Linked DNA regions of Homo sapiens: region 1 is linked to region 2. A link is an interaction called in ENCODE POLR2A ChIA-PET data of the cell type or tissue named here. Cell type or tissue: PC-3. All regions are shown on one strand. Links, peaks and the distances in the headings refer to the core of each region. The heading gives the core; the rest is flanking DNA.

Region 1 (11,775 bases), core at 1,889-9,888, 100 kb after region 2:
GAACTCAAAGGATAAATGCTTGAGGGGATGGATGGCCCATGCTCCATGATGTGCCTATGTCACACTGCATGCCCGTATCAAAATGTCTTATGTACCCCATAAATGTATACATCTACTATATACCCACAAAATTTTTTAAAAAATAATTTTAAAAAAATTTTAAAAAGAAGTGTTGGACTAAATTTCCTCTGTTATCCTTTCTAACTCTATACTTCTACAATTTGTTTTAATCAATACCACAAATTATAAGCAAAGAAGAAATATTTATACCTTACATGATAATGTTTTAGAATCCTTAACACATAATGTTTAATAAAAAGAATGTGCCGGGCCGGGCCTGGTGGTTCAGGCCCGTAATCCCAGCACTTTGGGAGGCCAAGGCGGGCAGATCACAAGGTCAGGAGATTGAGACCATCCTGGCTAATGTGGTGAAACGCTGTCTCTATTAAAATTACAAAAATTAGCCAGGCATGGTGGCACGCACCTGTAGTCCCAGCTACTCAGGAGGCTGAGGCAGGAGAATCACTTGAACCCGGGAGGCGGAGGTTGCAGTGAGCCGAAATAGCACCACTGCACTCCAGCCTGGGTGACAGAGTGAGACCCCGTCTCAAAAAAAAAAAAAAAAAGTGCCAATTTTTAATGCAGGAATAAATAAAAAGGCAATTTATTAAAAATGCAAATAATGAATAAAATATTTTTTAAATTCACCATCAACTAGTAAAAAGAAAAGCCAGTTAACAGTGAAATACCATTATTGGGAAATCCTTAAAAGATTAACAGCCAATGTATAAAAAATGCTTACTATCATGGAAAGATGTTTCCTATAGTATGAAAAAATTAAAGTATAAAACACAGTATCCAGAATATGATGTCTAATATGCACAGAAAATGTCTCTAGACAGATAATATACTACAATTTTAACAGGGGTTAGTTTTGAAATCAGATTATAAAGCTGGGCATGGTGGTGAGCAATTATATTCCCACCTACTTTAGAGGCTGATGTGGGAGGTTCCCTTGAGCTTGAGACCAGCCTGGGCAACATAGTGACACCCTGTCTCTTTAAAATAAAAAATTTTTAATCAGATTATGAAACAATCAACAGACTATGATGTCATATATGTACAGAAAATGTCTCTAGACAGTTGTATACCATAATTTTTGTAGGAATTATTTCTGTTACCAGTGATTACTTTCTTCATTATTCTAATCAGGTATGCTGATTTTAAAATGAGTTCACAAATTCCTTAACACTCCTCCTTCGAAAGGCAGAGCCTAATCCCTTTCCCCTTGAATGGGGGTCAACTTCACCCATTTGATTCTAAAGGACAGAATGTGGCTAAAGTGATGCTATGTGACATCTGAGACTAGGTCATAAAAAAATATATAGCTTCTACTCGGCTCTTTCTTCGGGGGAAGCCAGCTACAAAGTCATGAGGGCACTCAAGTAGACAGTGGAAAAACTCATGTGAAAAGGGACCAAGGCCTCCTGACAACAGTCAGCACCAACTTGCAGCCATGTGAGTGAGCCTCCCTGAAAGTGGATTCAAACTTTCGGATCACTGCAGCCTCAGCTAAAATTCTGACTGCAATTTCATGAATAGTTCTAAGCCAGAGACTGCTAAGCCATTCCCCAATGCTTGACTCACAGAAATGTGAGAATAAAAGGTTTATTACTTAATAATAAATATATGTACACTTCATTTTATTGCATTTCACTTTATTGCACATTGCAGACATCGCACCTTCTACAAGTTGACGGTCTGTGGCAACTCTGTCGAGAAAGTCTATCGGCACCATTTTTCCAACAGCATGTGTTGGCTTTGTGTCTCTGTGTCACCTTTTGGTAATTTTCACATCTGAAACTTTTTCATTATTATTATATCTGTTACGGTGATCTATAGTTACCATTGTAATTGTTTTGGGAACCATGAGCCACACCCATATAGGATAGCATATTTCATTGATAAATATTGTGTATGTTTTGATTGTTCCACTGACTGACTCTTCCCCTTGTCTCTCTCCCTCTCCTTGGGCTTCCCTATTCCCTGAGACATAACAATATTGAAATTAGGCCAATTAATAACCCTACAATGACTTCTAAGTTTTCAAATAAAAGGAAGAATCACACACCTCTCACTTTAAATCAAAAGCTAGACTCACTTTTGTAATCCCAGCACTTTGGGAGGCCAAAGTGGGAGGATCACTTGAGCCCAGGAGTTTGAGACTAGCCTGGGCAATATAGTGAGACCTCATCTCAATCAATCAATAAATAAACAAATCAATATAAAAAATATAAATAAGCCAGGTATGGCGTTATATGCCTGTGGTCCCAGCTACTCAGGAAACAGGTAGGAGAAGCCCTTGAGCCTGGGAATTTGAGGCTGCAAAGCAAACAAACAAAGCTAGAAATGATTAAGCTTGGTAAGAAATTCATGTTGAAAGCCAAGACAGACTGAAAGCTGGCCTCTTGCACCAAACAGCCAAGTTGTGAATGCAAAGGTAAAGTCATTGAAGGTAAATACAAGTGCTGCTCTAGTGAATACACAAATGGTAAGAAAGCAAAAAAGCCTTTTTGCTGATATGAAGTGTCAGTGGTCTGGATAGAAGATTAAATCAGTTACAACACTCCCTTAAGGTGAAATCTAATGCAGCTCAAGGCCCTAACTCTGCTCAATTCTATGAAGACTGAGAGGTAAGGAAGCCACAGAAGAAAAGTTGAAATCTAGCAGAGGTTGGTTCATGAGGTTTAAGGAAAGAAGCCATCTTCATAACATAAAAGTGCAAGGAGTTTGGAAGAAGCTGATTCCAACTCTTATGGATGACTTAGAGGTTCAGGACTTCAGTGGAGAAAGTCGCTGCAGATATGATGGAAATAGCAAGAGAACTACAATTAGAAGTAGGCCCTGAAGACGTGACTGAATTGTTGAAATCTCATGATAAAACTTGAAGGGATGCAAAGTTGCTTCTTAGGATGAGCAAAAAAAGTGGTTTCTTGCGATGGAATCTACTACCAGTAAAGACACTGTGAACATTGATGAAATGACAATAATGGAAGGATCAGTATATTACATAAATTTAGGCGATACAGCAGTGGCAGGATTTGAGAGGATTGCCTCTGATATGGTTTGGCTCTGTGTCTCCACCCAAATCTCATCTCGAATTATAATCCTCACGTGTCCAGGGAAGGACCTGGTGGGAAGTGATTGGATCATCGGGGAAGTGGGGGTTCCCCATGTTGTTCTTGTGATAGTGAGTGAGTTCCCACAAGATCTGATAGTTTAAAAGTGTTTGGCAGTTCCCTCCTTGCTCTCTGTCTCTCCTTCCACCTTGTGAAGAAGCTGCTTGTGTCTCTTTAACTTTCTGCCATGATTTTAAGTTTCCTGAGGCGCCCCCAGCCATGTGGAAATGCAAGTCAATTAAACCTCCTTTATAAATTACCCTGTCTCAGGTAGTTCTTTATAGCAGTGTGAAAATGGACTAATACAGTCTCCAATTTTGAAAGGGAGTTCTACTTTGGGTAAAATGCTAGCAAATGTCATCACATGCCTCAGAGAAATCTTTCATGGAAGGAAGAGTCAATCAATGTGGCAAAACTCACTGTTATCTTACTTTTAAAAATTGCCACAGCCATCCCAAACCTTCAGCAACCACTGTCCTGATTAGTCAGCAGTGATCCACATTGACGCAAGACGCTCCACCAGCAAAAAGATTACAACTTGCTGAAGGGTAAGATGATTGTTAGCACTTTTTTTAGCAATAAAGTATTTTTAAATTAAGGTATGCACATTGTTTTTTAGACATAATACTAATTGCACACTTAATAGACTACAGTATAGTGTAAACATAACTTTTATGCATATAAATCAAAAAACTCATGAATTGCTTTATTGCAATATTCATTTTATTGCAGTGGTCTGAAACCAAACCCACAATATCTCTGAGGTATGGCTGTGATAATAAAATAATACACAGGTTTAGGGGTAATCTGCTATACAGCAATAAATAATTAATACATCTGTATAGGGCTGTGGTCAAAAGTGTAGGCTCTGCAGTATTCATAATAACCAAAAGATGGAAATAACCCAAATAAATGTCCATGAACAGATGAATGGATAAATTTTGGTATACATACATAATAGAATATTATTAGCTTTAAAAAAAGAATGAAATTCTGATACATGCTACAACATGATGACCCTTAAAGACATTATGCTAAGTAAAATAAGCCAGACACAAATGTACAAATACAGTATGACTTTACTCACATGAAGTACCTAGAACAGGCCAATTCAGAGACTAAAAATAGAATAGAGGTTGTGGGAGCAGAGGGTAGGGAGGTGGGTGAATGGGGAGTTACTGTTTAATGGATACAGAGTTTCCGTTTACAATGATGAAAACATTATGAAAACGGTGATTGGTGGTTACTCAACATTGTGAATATACTTAATGCCACTGAAATGTATACTTAAAAGTGGTTAAAATTGTAAATTTCATAATATGTGTCTTTTACCATAATAAAAAAAAAGGAAGGGACAAGCCTTGGAATAAGATGGCTTGGGTCTCAACCTTGGTTCCGATACTTACTAGGCATGTAACCTAGTCTCTCTATACCTTAATTTCTTCATGTACAAAATGGGTATAACAACAATGCCTACGGCAAAAATCAACTCAAAGTGAATTAAAGACTTAAGTGGAATACCTGAAACTAAAAATATTAGAAGAAAACAGAAGAGAAGCTCCATGATGTTGGTCTTGGCAAAGAATTTTTAGATATGACCCCCAAAGCACAGGTAACAAAAGCAAAAGTTGGTAAATGGGGTTACATCAAACTAAAAAGTTTCTGTACGGCAAAGGAAACAATCAACAGAGTGAAGAGACAGCCTATGGAATAGGAGAAAATATTTGCAAACCACACATCTGGTAAGGGGTTAAGATCCAAAATACATAAGGAACTCAACAGACTCAATAGTAGGAAAACAAAACTCAATAAAAAAGTGGTCTGGCCGGGCGCGGTGGCTCACGCCTGTAATCCCAGCACTTTGGGAGGCCAAGGTGGGCAGATCACCTGAGGTCAGGAGTTTGAGACCAGCCTGACCAATATGATGAAACCTCATCTCTACTAAACATACAAAAATTGGCCGGGTGTGGTGGCATGTGCCTGTAATCCCGCAACTTGGGAGGCTGAGAAAGGAGAATCATTTGAACCCGGGAGGCAGAGGTTGCAGTGAGCCAAGATCGCACCATTGCACTCCAGCCTGGGCAACAAGAGCAAAACTTCGTTTCACAAGAAAAAAAAAAAAAGTGGGCAAAGGACCTGAATAAACTTTTCTCAAAAGAAGACCTACAAATGTCCAACAGGTATACAAAAAAAATGTTCAATACCACTAGACATCAGGGAAATGCAAATTAAAACCACAATGAGATAACACCTCACACCTGTCAGAACAGCTATTATCAAAAAGACAAAAGATAACCAGTGTTTGTGAGGATGTGAAGAAATGGAAAGCCTTGTATACTGTTTGTGGGAATGTAAATTAGAACAACCATTATGGAAAACAGTATGGAGCTTCCCCCAAAAAATTAAAAATAGAGCTACCATATGATCCAGTAATCCCACTTCTGGGAATATATCCAAAAGATACAAAATCAGTATGTCAAGGGGATATCTGCACTCCCATCTTCACTGTAGCATTATTCACAATAGCCAAGATACGGAATCAGCCTAAGTGTCCATGAAGATGAATAGATGAAGAAAATGTAGTATATGTATAAAATGGAATACCATTTAGCCTTTCAAAAGAAGGAAATCTTGTCATTTGTGCCAATATGGATGAACCTGGAGGGCATTAAGTTAAGTAAAAAAGCCAGGCACAGTAAGACAAATGCTGCATGATCTTAATTTATATGTAGTGTTAAAAAGTTGGGCTGGGCACAGTGGTTCGCACCCGTAATCTCAGTGTTTTGGAAGGCTGAAGCAGGAGGATCACTTGAGGCCAGGAGTTCAAGACCAGACTAGCCAACCTGGCAAGTCTCCATCTCCACAAAAATAAAAAAATTAGCCAGTCATTGTGGTACACCCTTGTAGTCCTAACCACTCAGGAGGCTAAGGCATGAAGATGGCTTGAGGTTACAGTAAACTGAGATTGCACCACTGCACTCCAGCCTGGACCATGTCTCTAAAAGAAAAAAAAGGAAAGAAAAAGAAAGAAAAAAAAAGAAAACAAGAAAAACAAAAAAGTCAAACTCACAGAAACAGAGAGCAAAATGGTGGTTACCAGACACTGAGGAATAGGAGGAATGGGGAGATGCTAGTCCAAGGATACAAAATTTCAGTTAGATAGGAGGAGTAAGTTCAGAAATCTATTGTACATCACGGTGACTGCTTAACCTACTTATACTTGAAAATTGCTAACAGTGGATTTCAAAGGTTCTCACCACAAAAATATAAGTACATGAGGTAACACTTGAGCTAAATAACTTGATTTAGCCATTCTAAAATGTATACACATATCAAAACATCATGCTGTGTACCATATATATATATACATGTTTTTGTTTGTTTTTTTCTTTGAGACACAGTCTCACTCTGTCACCAGGCTGGAGTCCAGTGGTGCGATCTCAGCTCACTGCAACCTCCACTTCCCAGGTTCAAGCGATTCTCCTGCCTCAGCCTCCCGCGTAGCTGGGACTACAGGCACACGCCACCATGCCTGGCTAATTTTTGTATTTTTAGTAGAGACGGGGTTTCACCATGTTGCACAAGATGGTCTCGATCTCTTGACCTCATGATCCGCGCACCTCGGCCTCCCAAAGTGCTGGGAATACAGGCATGAGCCACCACCCCCAGCCCTATATATAATTTTAATTGTCAATTTAAAGTTTTTTAAATTAAAAAATAAAAATAAAATGAAGTCAAGTAGTTTGACCAGTCACAAAGCAAGTCTCAGAGCTTTCATCTCTTATTTGTTAGCATCCAAAGCTCATGTCCCTAAACACAACAAGCCTGAAGAGCAGGTATTCGTGTTCCACCAGAAAAAGATTGTAGGCTTTGGAGAAAAAAAAGACCTAAATTTCTACCTCAGCTCCACCATTATTTGCTGTGTAGCTTTGGGCAAATCACCTAATCTCTCTGGGCCATAGTTTCTTCAATAATAAAACAATAATTCATCATGCATGCCACTGAAAATTATTCTGATATATTTCTCTATTGATTTTACCTTAAAGGCTTCAGGAAGCCACTGGAGCACTGAAAATTTCTGTTGAACAAATTAAAAAATCCCATCCATATCCCCAAACCACACCATCTTTCTCTTTCCCTGTCCCTACACCCTCTTTACCTAGTAGAAAAGCACCAGAAACCTCTATTTGTCTCTGTTCCTCTTCTCTCTCAACAAATGGACCTATATGTAAAAACTTAAGTCCAAAAGAACACCATTTTGTACATTACTTTGTACTTTTTATATTTGCAATGGGAGATGGAGGGAAGAAACTAGTCAGTAATAAAACAGATCCCCCCTCCACCTGCAGGTGATAATTGTCATAAAGCCCCACTAAGAAAACTGTCTTTTGTTATGTATCCCAAAATAAGAAACTGTTAAGCTATTAAAAGAGAAGAAAAGGGCACTTAGTAGTAAATGCCATCTAATGATACAGACTAATAAATACAAGTAATTTTAATGTAGTAGATTAGAGTTTTAAAATGCCATTTTGCAACTATTTGCAAGAGAGTTTAGTAATTTAAAGAACATTTTCCTTATTACATCAAATTCCCATAATTTACCTTATAAGTAAAATGCTAGCAAAAGCTATAACCTTAATTTATATAACATTAAAGTCACATCCTAACTTTGGGAATTTATTTGCAGGCATGTTAATTTTTAAACAATTTAAAACCACTCTTAAAAGTATTTTCTATTTCCTCCTAGGGCCCTGATTTGTTTTTAAGGGAACTGTTTCAAAGATGTTAACCGAAATTGCAAAGGGACAGCTGCTTGATACAAAGGGGCATATTACTGCCTTGCAATATCAAATCACTCAACCTCACTTCTTTTCCCTCTTTTGGGCTCTAGGTTGCCACTAAAATGGCTATGTCTTAGTAAGTAAATAGAGTGATGGTCATATTATGCATACTGATATATCCTAAGGTCCTTTTACTGGGAAATGAGAGTATTTGCCCATATACACTTTATGTCTATGTTAATGTCTGCACTTGCTTTAACTTCCCTAAATCCCAAAACATGTTTCAAGATTTGTGAACTGGATAATTCACACCAGTGCACTTTTCTGTTGTTCATCTTAAATTACGGAAATTCTCATATCTGTTCTAAACCTTAGGAGACAAAAATACAAAAAAAAATCCCTTAAAAAAGCACCATATGTTCTAAACATAACTTCATAGAATATAAAAAAATCAACCAATGGCAATTAATCTTACAGATGCCATTTCATTTTACCATGAATTACGTCGACAAAATATGTTAAACAATGGGTTTAAATGATGTATATCAAAATGTATTGACTCAAATAGTTTCGCATTATTTCTTTAAGGTATAATAGGTATGTTAAAAAACTATTACCAAAAATAATGCAAGAATAAAATTATCATCTATGGTCGTATCACTTTTTATACCATCTTCCTTAAAATCTTGAGATTCAAGTCCTAACCATACAGTTTCAGTGAGAAAAGCCATAAAACCATGCTTTTTTAAAAAAGAAAAAAAAAAGCCTGTTTTTTTCCGGTCCTGGTTTCCCAGGATCATAAAACTCAAACTGTCCTCCCCAAATTTATCTTTTCTCACTTGTTTCTTAACTGTTGAGTTATAAATACCTCTGTCTTCTATTAAAGGTAAGTTCATTCCTGTGAGAACTATATTCCAAATTCTATACTCACGCTGTATTCAGAATTCAAAATTTGACTTCTAATCTTATATAAAAACTAGTTCTTAAATGTGACAAAGCTATATAGATGTTCTACTAACTTCAATTTTTTTAAAAATTATTAGTTAAATTTTCTCTAGCATTAATTCTAGTTGGAGACTGCAAACACCCAGAATATTGATATAGGTACATACACTGGAGTCAGAATTGATTTTCTATCATTGAACCTGCTAGGCACAAAAGTAACAGTATGCAATTGTATTCATGCTGTGCAAACCTCCTTGATAATATATTAAAAATCTAGCATATTGGGGTTTCCATACTGATTTACACTATACATACCTTTTGTCTATACTTTTTCAAAAAATGGCGTATGTAGCTGAAATTTTTTAAAGCCAACAACAACAAAAATGGTTATAAGCTTGCCTTGTATTAGAACTTCTTTTGTCTGTCAATCAACAATAAAGTATTATTCTACCACCACAAAAGGAAAACCTTTGGAGGCAGTAAAGGACTATGGGTTGTGCAAATGTGCAGTTGCTAAGAAGCAAATATGCCTCTCTTCTAATCAAATAGCCCAGCTCAGCAATGCCGCTGGCTTGGGGCAAAAAGCAAATTCCACCAGCCACAAACTTAGAAACAGTCTTGAATTATTTGTTGCTGACCGCTGGCTGAACCCTTCCTGATGAGCACCATCACCATTAGCCACTACTCAGTGTATTCCATCAACCAATGGCAATAGCAGCATGCTACAGCTCAGGCTACAAGAAATTGATCAAACAGGGTAATGAGACTATTTCTTCACAGAGGTTATTTTAAATGAATATAAATATTTTCTTTCTATGTAATTTGCCACAGAAAGGTCACTGAACTCTCTGTGATTCGAAAGAAAAATGTTCTACTGTCCCCTTTACATATTTGAGTTAAGATAAAGCCAACAAACAATTCAGGGCGTTTCTTGATATTAGGAGCAAATTCTCATGAGCTGGCATTTGAGACAACAGATTTAGCTGTGATATTTTAGCTTCATATGAAGCTACAGCTAAAAATTGATCAAACGATGCTACTCTATAAATATAAAACTAATCATGATTTACTAATTAAAAATATTTATAAGAGTACATTTTTGTTTAACAAAAGCACAATTAATCTCTAATGTAGGAAACTGTGAGAACATGAATCATATGTATGCCTTCTTAGCTCATTATTAAAATTTGATATAATTGTTGTAAATTATTTAGTGGAGAATTCATTTTCTATAGCCCACCTCCTCCTGCTAGACAGTAGAATAAAATGCATGTTAACTATTCCAGTTGGCACATGAATCATTTCACTGACATCTGATTTAGCTCCTCTTACAGAGAGATATTTACTGCTCCTCTTCTTTACATACTTTAAATGAAATCACATCACAACCAAATCACAGCAATTTAGCTGTATATTTTATCTAATATTCTGTAAAGTCCAGTTTGTAGTTAGCAGGCTTCTAATATGGTGGTATTAAAATAATCCCAGCGAAATCACTCTTTAGGAACTTCAAACACCCTTACACCAGCAAAAAAAAAAAAAAAAAAAGATTCAGTGTAAATATTTCCAACACATCAGTATCCTGCCATTATTATAATGCAACATAGATTAACAGATTCTAATTAAATATTTAAACTCAAGAGAAACACTTTTATATGAATGAAAACCTCTAAAGGGCCTTGTAAAAGATGTTTATTGTGTTCTAAAATAACTACTTTAAAACTTTCTAAAAGACGTTTATCATGTACCATTAAAAATAAATGCAATCAAATATGATAAATACTTGCAAAATGAACTGCTTCATATGCAGATTCAAGAGTTTAAAAAAATTATTTATTTTTGTTTATGATCCTTACTTTAGAAACAAATAGGTCAAATAATTTTTGCCTTCATCAAAAATATCTAGTTAAGTGTAATATGAAAAATAGAAATGTGCTTAGGCTATTCTTTTTAATTACTGAAACTCAGAACTACCTTTCAAAATTACTCTTTTAAATTGTTATGAATGTCATTAGACATAACAGTAAAACCACCTATCTACAAAATAAAACACAAGATAATATACAAATGGTCTTTTTTTTTTTAAGGGGATAAAGTATTACTGGGTATTAGAAGTTTATCTGTGCCACTAATAGGGACTTCTAAACATTCGTGACTAGGAAATGACTGCAGTAATAACAGGATTTTAAATGCAAATTCAAATAATTTAAAAACACATACAGGTTTGAATGAAACAGAAAACCTGTACAATTAATTTTAATCTCTCTTGAAAGGGAGAGCTACTAAAGAACTAGACAGAATACAATACAGAGAATAGAATCTCAAGGTTGACACATAATATAGGATTTGTTTAGGTGCATTCTACTTTTTTCACAATAAAATCCTGCCATGCTATCATAAATGGCCAAAGAAGATTCTCTAAATAAAAATCAATAATTAGTTTTAAAAGGGTCGAATAGCAAAAAACATCCCATCAGCTGTCTAACAATATGACAAACTCAGTAACAGCCACAAAGAACCAATATAACTTATGGTGCCAAGGAGCCAGATGGTACTGCTGGAAAAAATTAAGTCTACAGATTGGCAGTTCGACCCTGTGATTATTGCCCAAGGGAGGACAAAGTGGAAGACGAGTGGGAGGTTCAGTATGATGGAGGATAAATCAATTACCACCAACTCACTACATTCTTCCTATGATACCCAAATAACAGATTCTAAATACCACATCAGTAAATTTTTCAAGGTTTAAGTAGCCCCAAACTTAGTTGGGAATGATAAAACAGTATATAGTAAAAAGTAGAATATAATCTCAGTTTTTCATCTTAAGCCCTAGTCAATTATATTGATAACCTGACCCAACTGCATAAAAT
Region 2 (11,775 bases), core at 2,600-10,599:
TAAGGGTCCTTGATAATTTTTAAGATTGTAAAGGGATCCTGAGATCAATAAGTTTAAGAATGGCTACCCTGTACTTTCTAGGGTAGTTTTAGTTAAATATCTAAACATTGTTCATCCACCACATGAAAAAAAATGATATCCTGCTAACCTAGAACACTATTTGATAATTATTTTATGTTCCCAAAGCACACAATCTCAGGATTGAATCACATTAAACTGTTGACTCATATTGAGCTATTGACCAAAGTCCGTATGTGTTTTTCCCATTTTCTGTGAAGCCAAGTCTTTCCTTTCTTGTACTTGTGCAACTAGATTTTTGGAGCAAGTGGAATATTCTATCATATTTCATCTTGTTGGATTTGACCCATGATTTTGTTCTATTGAGAGCAAGCCTGTATCCAAAACAATGATGAATAGGTTGGATATGATAATATTGAAAATAAAGCCCTAAGGTATTCATAAAATCAATTAATTAGCACTCTTTGGACACAGCTGTAGAGTCAGTTATCTGGTGGTCTCTATATCTATAAAGATTTCATGAGAATCCTGACCACATGTCTTACTGAAGTCCAGTTATATGTCCACCAATTCCTGGAACTCATACTGGGTTCCAGTAATTAGTGTTTCATCTTCTAGTTAACATAAAAGACTCTCTTTGATACTCTATGTTAGCAGTTTCTGGAGTCCTCTTTATAGCCCATTAACTATCTAGAATTTTCAGAATTCATCTGAAAAGGGATACCAGATACGCTTTTCAGAACCAACACAGCCATCCCCAACTGCTGGGACTCAAGCTGCAGTTGGTTCATAACTGCGTCTCTCACTAGAAATTGCCCTCAACTGCAGGGAATTGCTTCACTCAAGGTTATAGGGCCTCCCAGAGAATGGCTTGGAGCCAATGAATAGCTAATGCAGGAATACAAAGACAAGCCCCTATGCCTCAATTTGGCACAATCCTGAAGAGTCCGCCTAGCCTAGTCTGGCCTTCTTCACTTTCATCCGGCGTATGTCCTAAGATCACTCATCCATAAACCTTCTACATAAAACTGTCTTAGAGTCTGTTTCAGGGAACCCAACTTGAGACACTTTCTACTGTTTTTGAAGTTTATAATACAATTGCTAGACTCCAGACCTCTAAAGTCTTTCTCATCCTTCATGTTTCCCTCAAAATGAGTGACAGCAGCTCAATGACTTCATTTACAATTTCTCTTGTAATGTATGACAGTTTTACCTGGGCCAGAAGACAAACCCAAGTCCTACTTATCTTTAAAGCAAAGCTCAATCCCCACTCTGGGAAGCAGCTGGCCTCTCTCCCCTTTGTGTTCTCACAGACTTGGTCCAGGCCTCTATTATTCCACTCATAAGGTACTGCAAACATTCCTCTACTGTCCACTTTTACTCCAGGTGTGGACTCCCCAGTGACTTATTTATATTACCTAAACAAGCCTGGAACAAAGAAGGAGTTTGTTTTGGCTAGCTAGGTATTTTATTTGAATCTTTGTCAATCCTGGGCTTCTGTTCCCTCTTACCAATCTTATTACTTGGAGGAAGATTCTTAACAGAAAAGGAGCAAATAGAAACTGAGCTGTTTTCTCTGAACCACTGTCTCTAATAAGTTTTGAAAACAAAAACACACAACTGTCATACATTTTTGGTTGTGCTTATCATAATTTATAAATGTAAGCTATTTTCATATTTTCTTTGGTTATTCAGCTATTTCAATTGTTGATGGATACCCCCTTTAAAATTCGCATTCAGGCTGGGCGCAGTGGCTCACACCTGTAATCCCAGCACTTTGGGAGGCCAAGGCAGGTAGATCACCTGCAGTCAGGAGTTTGAAACCAGCCTGACCAATATGGTGAAACCCCATCTCTACTAAAAATACAAAAATTAGCCAGGTGTGGTGGTGGGCACCTGTAAACCCAGGAGGCTGAGGCAGGAGGACTGCTTGAACCCGGGAGGTGGAGGTTGCAGTGAGCTGAGATTGCCCCACTGCACTCTGGCCTGGGCGACAGAACAAGACTTCGTCTCAAAAATAAATAAATAAATAAATAAATAAATAAACAAATAAATAAATAAAACTTGCATCATTGAATAGATTCTAGCACAAGGATATTATTTTAACTTCTCTTTTTTTCCCTCATTAAGATCATTTACAATTAAAATTCAAATGGCATTTAAAAATACTTGTTTGTCATTAATACCACAAAATACCACAATATTTTTGCTTATTCTTTCCCTGAATTTTCTGAAATCTGCCTTCCTACAGTCTTAGCAAATGTGTGTGGGTAATGGGCAGCCTTTTCTTCGGTGGCTATCATGGATTCTAAGATGATATCTGCTTTTGTCCAATTTTTTCCACAATTAAAAGTGGACACCGTATCAGTTTCCTTATTTATTTCCTACATCCTTCTGTCTCACTCATTTTAAAATATGCCACTTCCATGTTTGAACTATATTTTTTGTTTTTTGTTTTTTTGAGGCAGGGTCTCACACTGTCACCCAAGTTGGAGTGCAGTGGCATGATCTCAGCACACTGAAACCTCTACCTCCCAGGCTCATGTGATCCTCCCAAGTAGCTGAGACTGCAGGCGCACACTACTACATCCGGCTGATTTTTGTATTTTTTGTAGAGACAGGGTTTTGCCATGTTGCCCAGGCTGGTCTTGAACTCCTGGGCTCAAGCAATCCACCTGCCTCGGCTTCCCAAAGTGCTTGGGGTTACAGGCATGAGCCACTGCGCCCAGCCATGTTTGAACCGTATCTCAAGAAAGAAAAAGATATGATGATAATGATTGTTTATTGCTCTCTCTCCCCTTCTCTATATTCTTAGTGACAGTTTGTCAGTTCTTCTTGTTTGAAGATTCCTAGTTGCTGCATACTAGAAAAACTAACCATCCTGATCCCTGGTTCTGTGTGTCCCAGTCAGTAAGAAACTGAGGGTGGGGAGAGAGTCACACTCAGTCTTACTCCCTTGTGCTTAGTTTGCTGTGCCCTACAGTAATAGCTTCTACCTGCTTAGAAGGCCTCAATCCAAGGAATGAAAGGGATCAAGCACATAGTGTTGAATATTTAATATTTATAGGGCAATTATCAAATAATAGCCTCACTTGTATTTTTCTACTATCACCACATTTCCCCTCTGCAATATGAGGTAACTTCTAATTTGCGAATAGAGATTATGAGACACATCAACATCTCGGCATACCACCACGATGTGGTATTTATCTTGAGCAGTGGTTATCAAACTTCAGCAGCATCAGAATCACCTGGTGGGCTTTTTAAAACCCAGATTGCTGTGCCCCATGCACAGAGTTTCTGATTCAGTATATTTTGGCTGAGCTGGAGAAGGTGCATTTCTAACAAGTTTCCAGCCCATGCTGCTGGTCCCAGGACAGTACTTTTGAGAACCATGGCTCAGAGCCGTATCTTCGAAGGCACAGGTGTCCAACCTTTTGGCTTCTCTGGGCCACCCCAGAAGAAGAAGAATTGTCTTGGGCCACACATAAGATAAACTAACACTAACAATACCTGATGAGCTTTAAAAAAAAAAATTCCATGCATAATTTTCATGATATCCACCACCACAAATAAGCAAAAAACTCCCTGCATTCAAAGGATTGGACATGGTTGTCCTAAGGCTTTCTTTTGCATAAGGTCTCTAAGGTTTCAGTGTTCTATCATTATTTGAAGGTAAGTACATTTTAAGCTTCAAAATACAGATATATGTCACTAAATAATACCAAAGTAAAATTAATTATATAATGGAATTAGCAAAACAGGAGTTAATCCCATATATGCATTTGAAAGATACAACATAACTATATAAATGCAATATAATTTGTAGTCCAGAAGTTTATATTACCCTCTTTCACTAGCTATACAAACTTAGACAAGTTAATTAAACTCTCTGAACCTCAGTTTTTTCATCTGGACAACAGAACTATAAAATCTGCTTTAGATAATTATTATGAGGATGAAATAAGGTAAAGTGGTCAACACAAATCTGCATAGCAGATTTGTAACAGTGATTATAATAATCTGTTTACTGTGTACTAAACACCACTAGGTACTATATACATAAATCTCATTCAAAACCCATCATTAACATTTTACAGATAATGAAACGAAGGCATAGAAACACTTAAGTAACTTGTTCAGCATAACACAGCTATAATAATAATTAGTGTCAGGATTTACACCCAGGCAGTCTGCCTCCAGAGCCCAGGTTCTGAAGCACTACAGTTTTTCTTCCCTTTGGGTGTAAAACCTTGCATATATTACTTGCTCCTGTTTGTTAATTAATTAAACAGCATTTTAACCTATTGTCACAACATGCAACTTATGAGAAAGTTAATATCATGATGTCATATTGACATATATTCTTATTTTTAACACTCTTCAATGATAAAATAATTTGGCTAACTGACAATCGTTTAAAAAAATGCTCCTTTGAAAAATAGTGTACACTGCTGAAAAAACAGGAGACAAGTCATGTTTGTAATGGCCACAGAAAGTGAAAAACTTGGCATTTGCCCCTTCCATTTTTCTTCCAGTTGAAAGGCAGCTTGCAAATGGAAAAATCATCTCCCATCACCTCCCTCCCAGAGACTAAATGTGATGAAAAAACAGAGTTAGGCTAAGCCCTGAAGCAAGCAGGGCTGAGAGCAGCTTCAATCCTAGCCAGGAGCCTAAGAAGATTGATTAATCCTGAATAAGATAGCTATAGTTTCTTACCAGATATGACTGCAGTAAGACATGAAAAATACAGCAAATTAAAGCACTTTTCGTAATACGAAAGAATGGCACTCTCAAAATATGAATTTCCACGTACCTATGAGTGGCTGTGCACAGACTTTCAGAATTGTTTTTAAGAAGTTTTCAATTCTAATGTAAGAGATATCTTCTTGACATACAGACTAATTTATGATAAAATAGGTTATAATGGCTGAAGAGAAAAGATGTGCTAGAACTAGTATATTTCTGTAGAAAGGGGCTGCCAAAAGAAGCAAGGTAGAACCTGCAGGGGGAAGAAGGGGAGGTTAGGCATGTAAAACTCATCTGATGGAGGTCTTGATGCTCATTCTTGCAAAATAGCATTTGCTGTCCTTCAAAGTACGTAAGAATAAAAATTTGAGCTCAAAAACCAACACACTTGCTCAGTTTTGGCCCCCTAAAGGGATAGGTTGAACTCTCATTTACAAAGTTTCTCTTACTTGGATTCCAGAAATAAAGCCAACATCAACAAAATGTCTGCTCTTATGTAAAAGAGCCAGAATATTTTTAATGTACATGGCAGGCAAACCAGATCTTACTTTTTTAAGGTCTCACCCACAGTGTCCCAGAGTAGCAGATGAAGTAAATTTATCCACTCTGGGAGGACAAATCCCTGCCACCTTAGGGGCCTAGGGTCTAGGCAGTGCCAGAGCTCCAAAACTAGCCTCTAGCCTATTTTCCAGTATGACGAAACTTTCTTGTTTTCTCATCCCCAAATAACAACTGATTTTTTTTAAAGTTAAATATGAGATTTTATAAACTTTTCCTAGCACTTTTAGTTAAAATAAATGTTATGCCATAATTATGTATATTAAAATGCAATTTGGGATTTTATTTCCATCTAATTAAATAATGCAATCAAACATGTAAATTTAATGGCAAGCCCAACCATAGTACTTAATTAAGGGATCATTCAATGTTTATTGTCCTTGCTTAGAGTAAATCATTGATTTAAAGAGAATACACAAAATGACATATGCACTTTCCTGAACAGTCTACTTAAGAGCATAATGTTAACTATCTGAATGTAGTTTAACTGCATGACTTATTTACACCTATTCTAGCTAAATAAAAGTAGTTATCAAGCAGTGATTAAAGAATTCAGGCGGTTTTATTATAAACAACTTTATCATATGACCCTTTACTTAGCTTTGGAAAATAATTTCTGGATTAAAAAAACTCAACTAGAAAAATTATCTCAGTATAGTTCAATTTAGTGAGGAAATACAATACACTACTTGGCATGTGTCCACAGGAAAAGTCTGGCTCCCAGATGCTTCTTGCCAACCCACAGTGGATTCAACAATGTTTAAACAACTGACAACGTACACTCATAGCTCTGATGACAAAGTGGCCAAAAATTTAGCAGGAGCCTGTCTCATGGGTATTTTCATATATTGAAAAGTTAAAATCAAAACAAAACAAATCATAGGGACATACATACACACTTCACAAAAGATTCAACACAATTCAGTTAGGCTTTTTTTAAAGTAGATGTTGCCAAAATTATTTTAAAATTAACAAATAAGACATTCTGCTGCTAGAAACTCAAAATATATCAATGTTTTTTATTGTATAAGTGTTATTAAAAGTGAGAAATATAACCCTATTTGGTTACCAAAGTCCAACAATAACTCTTTCTAACAAATAGATTAACTGTCTCCATAACTCATTCATTATAATCATACTATTTATATTAATATCCATGACTCTCTAACACATGTACCCATAGCTAACAAGTGTTTTTATTAGTTTGAATAAAATGAAATTGCCAATATTTTCCTAATTTTGACCTCCCAAAACAAAATTTTATAAGAGTCAAGGGTAAAGTAAAACTTCAAACTTTTGGCACCAAATTTTGACATCAAAGTGGTAGCTTTATTTTCTTAGTTATATAATATCTATGTTTTTTTTATAACTAGCCCTCACGTGTCTCATTTAACTGAACAGTCTTCTTTCCAACCAGGAATATTCTGAGTAAAATCTATATCCTACTGCAGCAGATTCAAGTATAAACAGAATATTGTTAATATTTAATATAAAATCAGCTGTCACAAATGTAGCGAACAGTGAAAAAGCCATGATACAAATAAAATTACTTCATGTGATTTTTCCTGTTTCCAGATGACAAGTTTCTTTGAGATGATATTCTCTCTCTTAATAACAAGCAACTTCTGTCACATAATGTTTATGTCATGTAAGTTCTACAAATGAAAAGTGCAAAAACTGGTTTGACTTTCTAGGGGAGAAAATGATTGATCAGCACACAGAATAAAATAGGTTATTTAAATTAGGACTTCAGCTGATTGAAATGCCAGCCCCATTTTAAAGATATATTCTAAAGTAACCACATTAACCTAATTTAACATGACTTCAAATGCAAATATGTATTAGTCTTAGCTTATAAAACCAAAGTGTACATTTGGGTCTGGATGGATCTCTATTTGATTTAATTTTTGAGTAATTCTTTGTATATACAAATGTAATTTTTATCCTAAATAGCATTAAGCAGCTAATTGGGATAATTTGCTTCATAAATTCAGCGGCCATTTAAAATCTCTTCCTTCATAAATTTAACAAAAATTTCTTCTTGTCAAGAAGTAATTAAAGCCAGGCACAGTGGGTCACACCTGTAATCTTAGCACTTTGAGAGGCCAAGGCAGGTGGATTGCTTGAGCCCAGGAGTTTGAGACCAGCCTGGGCAACATAGTGAAATCTTGTCTCTACTAAAAATACAAAAATTAGCTGGGCATGGTGGTGCACACCTGTAGTCCCAGCTATTCGGTAGGCTTAGGTGGGAGGACTGCTTGAGCCCAGGAAGTCGACGCTGCAGTGAGCCAAGATCACACCACTGCACTCCAGCCTGGGTGACAGAGTGAGATACCATTTCAGAAAAAAAAAAAGAAGTAATTAATATTATAATTATAAAGCCCCTTAGTACATAGGAGACAGGATATTAGACACCTAGCACAGAACCTTGCCTATAGCACATACACAAAATTTTGTTTGACTTGAAATAAAGTTTCTAAATCAAGCACTTATAATTAAGTCTTCACTGCAGTGTTAATTCATAACTTATGGCTTAGGAATTCAACCTCTAGCAATATGGTCAACCAAGCTGAAACAGACCTGTCCTTCCCCACTTGCTCAAAGCAACATACTGATCATTTGCATGGTGGGGTTGAGGCTGGAGTTTTAACATCTTCATGGACACAGGAGACAAGGCTTTGGGCCTGTGAGAAGCACAGAGATACAAATGAGACCCCCAACAGCCCAGGGAAGAAACAAGGAAGCTTTCTGTTTTTCCAGGGCTGGAGGTCATGGGGCTTCCTGTGAGAAATCAAACCCCCAAGCCTGTCCAATGTGAGATCCAAGTTTATACCATCCTCAAGCATGGTATTCCCAAGCCAAGAAATTTAACATAAAAATTTCAAAACTCCTGGGGTTCTAGCAGAAGCAAACATAAAACCATCCTTAGGAGAAGCACTTAAGAAAAACACTTCCAGAACCCAGGGCATACAGCACTCTCATAGAGGTAAGGAGAAAACCTGATAAGCTCACAATACATGGACCTAGCAGAAGAGACTTCCAAGTAAACAGGCAAATTCCTGTGTGGCCAGCTCTAACAGAAGTCAACCCTGAAAGCTGAAGGAGCACAGAGAAGAGCTAAGACATTAAGGAAAAGTCCAAGGCAATGTGAATTGTTATTTTCATAGCATTTCTAAGCTAGAGATTCAAAACACATTATTACACTGGTCCCATCTCTTTGCTTTCACTGGGTGAAGGATTGATCCCACGTGAATGTTTGCTGGGGCTTTGGACCATCTGGTTTTTAATGTCTTGAGCAATGGGGTTTCTTCCACCACTTCCTTTGGAAAGTCTTTTTTTATTATTGTAGGGGCAAAAAAAATGGGTTTAAATGTTGAAGGGATTTGGGGGGTGTTTTTCAAAGTCTTTTTCTTATTAACTCTTTCTTAAATCTCTTCATGAATATGAACTCCCGTTTCCCTATAACATTGAATGTGCTATAATCTGGTCTCTTCCGTATATACCAATAGTTACCCCACCTAAACATTTTTCAAAAGGATCTCCATTTAGTAAACTCCCCAACCTTAATCCTTTTACTTTCATCTTCAGTATGTTCTATAGGTGGTGTTCAGAACCACATATTTCTTACTGGGTATGAGTAGCACTGAACAGACAAGCCCTTTTAGGTATCTCATTTACTGCCATAGACTTGGCTTGGATCTTTGTTCTTTATCAGTCTCTCTTCGGCCTCTTTTCATAACCATTTCTTATCATTTGTTATATTTATTTCTAATTAATAAATTCTGAGTCATATTGGTCAACACTGTATCTCCAGTGTCTAGCACAGTGCCTGACATGTAATAGCTGCCTAATAAATATTTGTTGCATGAATAATTGAATTGCTTACATAAAAATTGGGTGTTTTCTTTTTGCTTTTCTCATTTCATGTTTCATTTTCTTTAGTATTCTTTTTCAGTTGATTTATTAGAATATTAGATGATCTCTGCAGAATACTTTTAAATTAATGCTGAGCTCTTAGAAAGTATAAAATAAAAACCTAGGCTCAAATTCACAAAGTGTCTAGACATGTATATCTACATGTGTTGGGTTACTGTCTTTTATACTTATAAGTATAAAACATAGGGAGATGGGATATTTTATTATGGGTACAGATGACCTTCACCTTATCAGGCTAGGTTTCCAGGAAGAACTGAGAAGTAAGGTAGTTTCTGAAAGAAAACACAGGCTGCTAACAGAAGTGAAATGAGGCTATCTGGTATATGAGAGAGTGTAATAGGCAATGTGAAATTGGGAGCAGGACTCATAAGCAGTGGTCTGAGAAAAGGAACTAGCTTAATAGAAGCAAAGGGTGTGGAGTGGAAAAGGGAAACAAAGGGCTTAAAGTATGTCAGAGCTAGTACTAGGAGTGAGCAGCCTGAATCTTAACCTCAGCCTTCCTCTTTTTGAGGCCCTCCAATGATTCCTCTCTGCCCACTGAATCAAAGTAATTGCCTGAAAGATAATGTTTAAACATTTTCCCCAAGGACTTATCTAATCATTGATTCTTAAACCTTGTTTCACCATCCTTTAAGTTGCTTGTGCAGATTTCCATATCTGAGTTTACTTTTAAATATAAAATGTACCATTTGCTTACTAGTCACATTAAGTCCTTAGAGAAGGCAGGTTTTAAAAATCCTAACTATGATCCTGTGCTCTTTAGATCTACTTTACCTGTGTTAATGAATGAGTGGAAGCAAAGGAGAATGTCATTTCCTGGGAAATGTCTTGCTCGAGATGACTAGCCTGCCATAGGGAACTGGTAACTCAAGTTGGTTCTGTTGCTCATAGTAGATGATTTATCTTTAATGGCCCAAAGGATTGATGATATAAGAGCTTTTCATCACTCAATGTATTACATTTCCTAAGTTTATTTGAGACTCTGCCCATTGGAATAGTAATGTTAGATTTTAATGAAGTTATGGGGGATCAGCCATGCTTCAATATACCACTGATAGTATACTGTTTGGTAATCATTCTTTTAGGATTCTGCAGTAATTCATGTCAGGAAAATAATCATCATAAAGAGAAAGTTTCTCTTAATTTACCTAATAGACCCCTTTAACTAAAGACTTTGCACTATTCAGGTATTATTTATTGAATTCTTATGAGGAAGGCACTTGGTCAAGTACTCTGGGGGTGCCAGGAAATATAAGGTTTGATCCTTGCACTAGAGGAGTTTGCAAATATAATAAAGCTATAAGGAACCATCCATTTGCTTGTTTGCCAAATAATCACATGAAAAGTGTTAAGATTTACAGAATAGCACATATCAACATTTAAAATGTCACGAAGTTGTAATTAATATTCAAATGAATGGTGTTAGAAAAGTTTAGAGAAGCTCAGAGAAGCAGAGGTCACTTCATGCTGGGATGGCTCTTTTGGGGAGATGGGATTTGATCTGGGCCTAGAGAGCAGGGAGGATATGGTTAGAAACTGAACAAACGGGACAGCATTCTATAAAGACAGAAGTGTAAGAACACAAATGTGAGGTTGGAAATGTATGGGATATGCGTGGGGAAAATAAAGAGCAAGTCAGCTTGTTAAAATTGGAGAAGTGTTGCATTATAGCAGTGATTAGGCTAGACTGTGAGATTTCAGCAAGACTGTGGAAGACCTTTGAATGCCAAGGTAACAAATACGCATTTTATCCTATGGTCTGTGGTGAGCCATTCAACACTTTGGAGCAGCAGAAAGATAGGACTTAAGAAACTTCTGAAGTCTTTTTTTCTTGAAAACATTTTCCCCACTAAATGAAAAATTATTAACCGGTTTATAAAGGAGGTTTTGAATTCTTTTATATACGTTGTCTCAGCATCAGATGAGATGTTCTGAATATGTGTTAATTTCCAGAATGCTGGAGGATAATGATATTATAATACTATATTTACTATTATACCATGATACTATACTGTGTTTATTAACTCACCCTATACTTATAAAAATACTGTATTATGCCCAATAAATATAGAGAATTTCAAGGGTATTTTGTTTCTAGTGGAATGACCACGAAGGTTCCACCTGAGCAGGTTTAACGAAAATACTATATTTATACCAATGCTATATAATGGTGTAATAAATATATAGAATCAACAAGGGTATTTTCATTGTTTCTGAAGCAGTGACTATAAAGGTTCCACAAAGGTGTGGATAGAGGAAATAATGGCCAAGATATATAGTAATACATACCAGGCTTTGGAATTGGTGAGAGCATATGTCTTTTAATTGTTTTTTTTCTATAGTTAGATTTCATATATCTGTTCCTCTTATTAAATTATGGTATATTTGAGAACAGGGGCTATTTATTGATCATCTGAGTACCCACCCTATACCTTGCAGATAGTGAGATATGTTAGAAAATATGGTAGAGTTCATCAGCGACTTTGTGGACAAAAAAATGAAAAGCCACATCAA

What was found. ChIA-PET counts read pairs that join two places held together with the same protein. Peaks named below come from ENCODE experiments on the same cell type or tissue, not always from the same donor. Only the 100,000 strongest peaks of a DNase experiment are listed, where the experiment ranks them.
Region 1: POLR2A ChIA-PET joins it to region 2 with 5 read pairs; 4 of 35 experiments call an interaction of 5 or more read pairs at or near these places.

The regions. Positions count from the first base shown.
Region 1 is chr7:26,804,130-26,815,904 of GRCh38, forward strand. All of the region lies in intron 4 of SKAP2 (src kinase associated phosphoprotein 2), which reads right to left. LOC124901606 (a long non-coding RNA gene) reads left to right here and starts at 1,433. Exons shown (of 3, transcript XR_007060265.1): 1 at 1,433-1,518. In PC-3, for the core only: no CTCF peak of the experiment used is centred there; no DNase peak of the experiment used is centred there.
Region 2 is chr7:26,699,694-26,711,468 of GRCh38, forward strand. All of the region lies in intron 9 of SKAP2 (src kinase associated phosphoprotein 2), which reads right to left. Among named protein-coding and RNA genes, the nearest start is that of LINC02860, 68 kb to the left of the region's middle. In PC-3, for the core only: no CTCF peak of the experiment used is centred there; DNase peaks (open chromatin) are centred at 6,078 and 10,118; H3K27ac peaks cover 505 bases.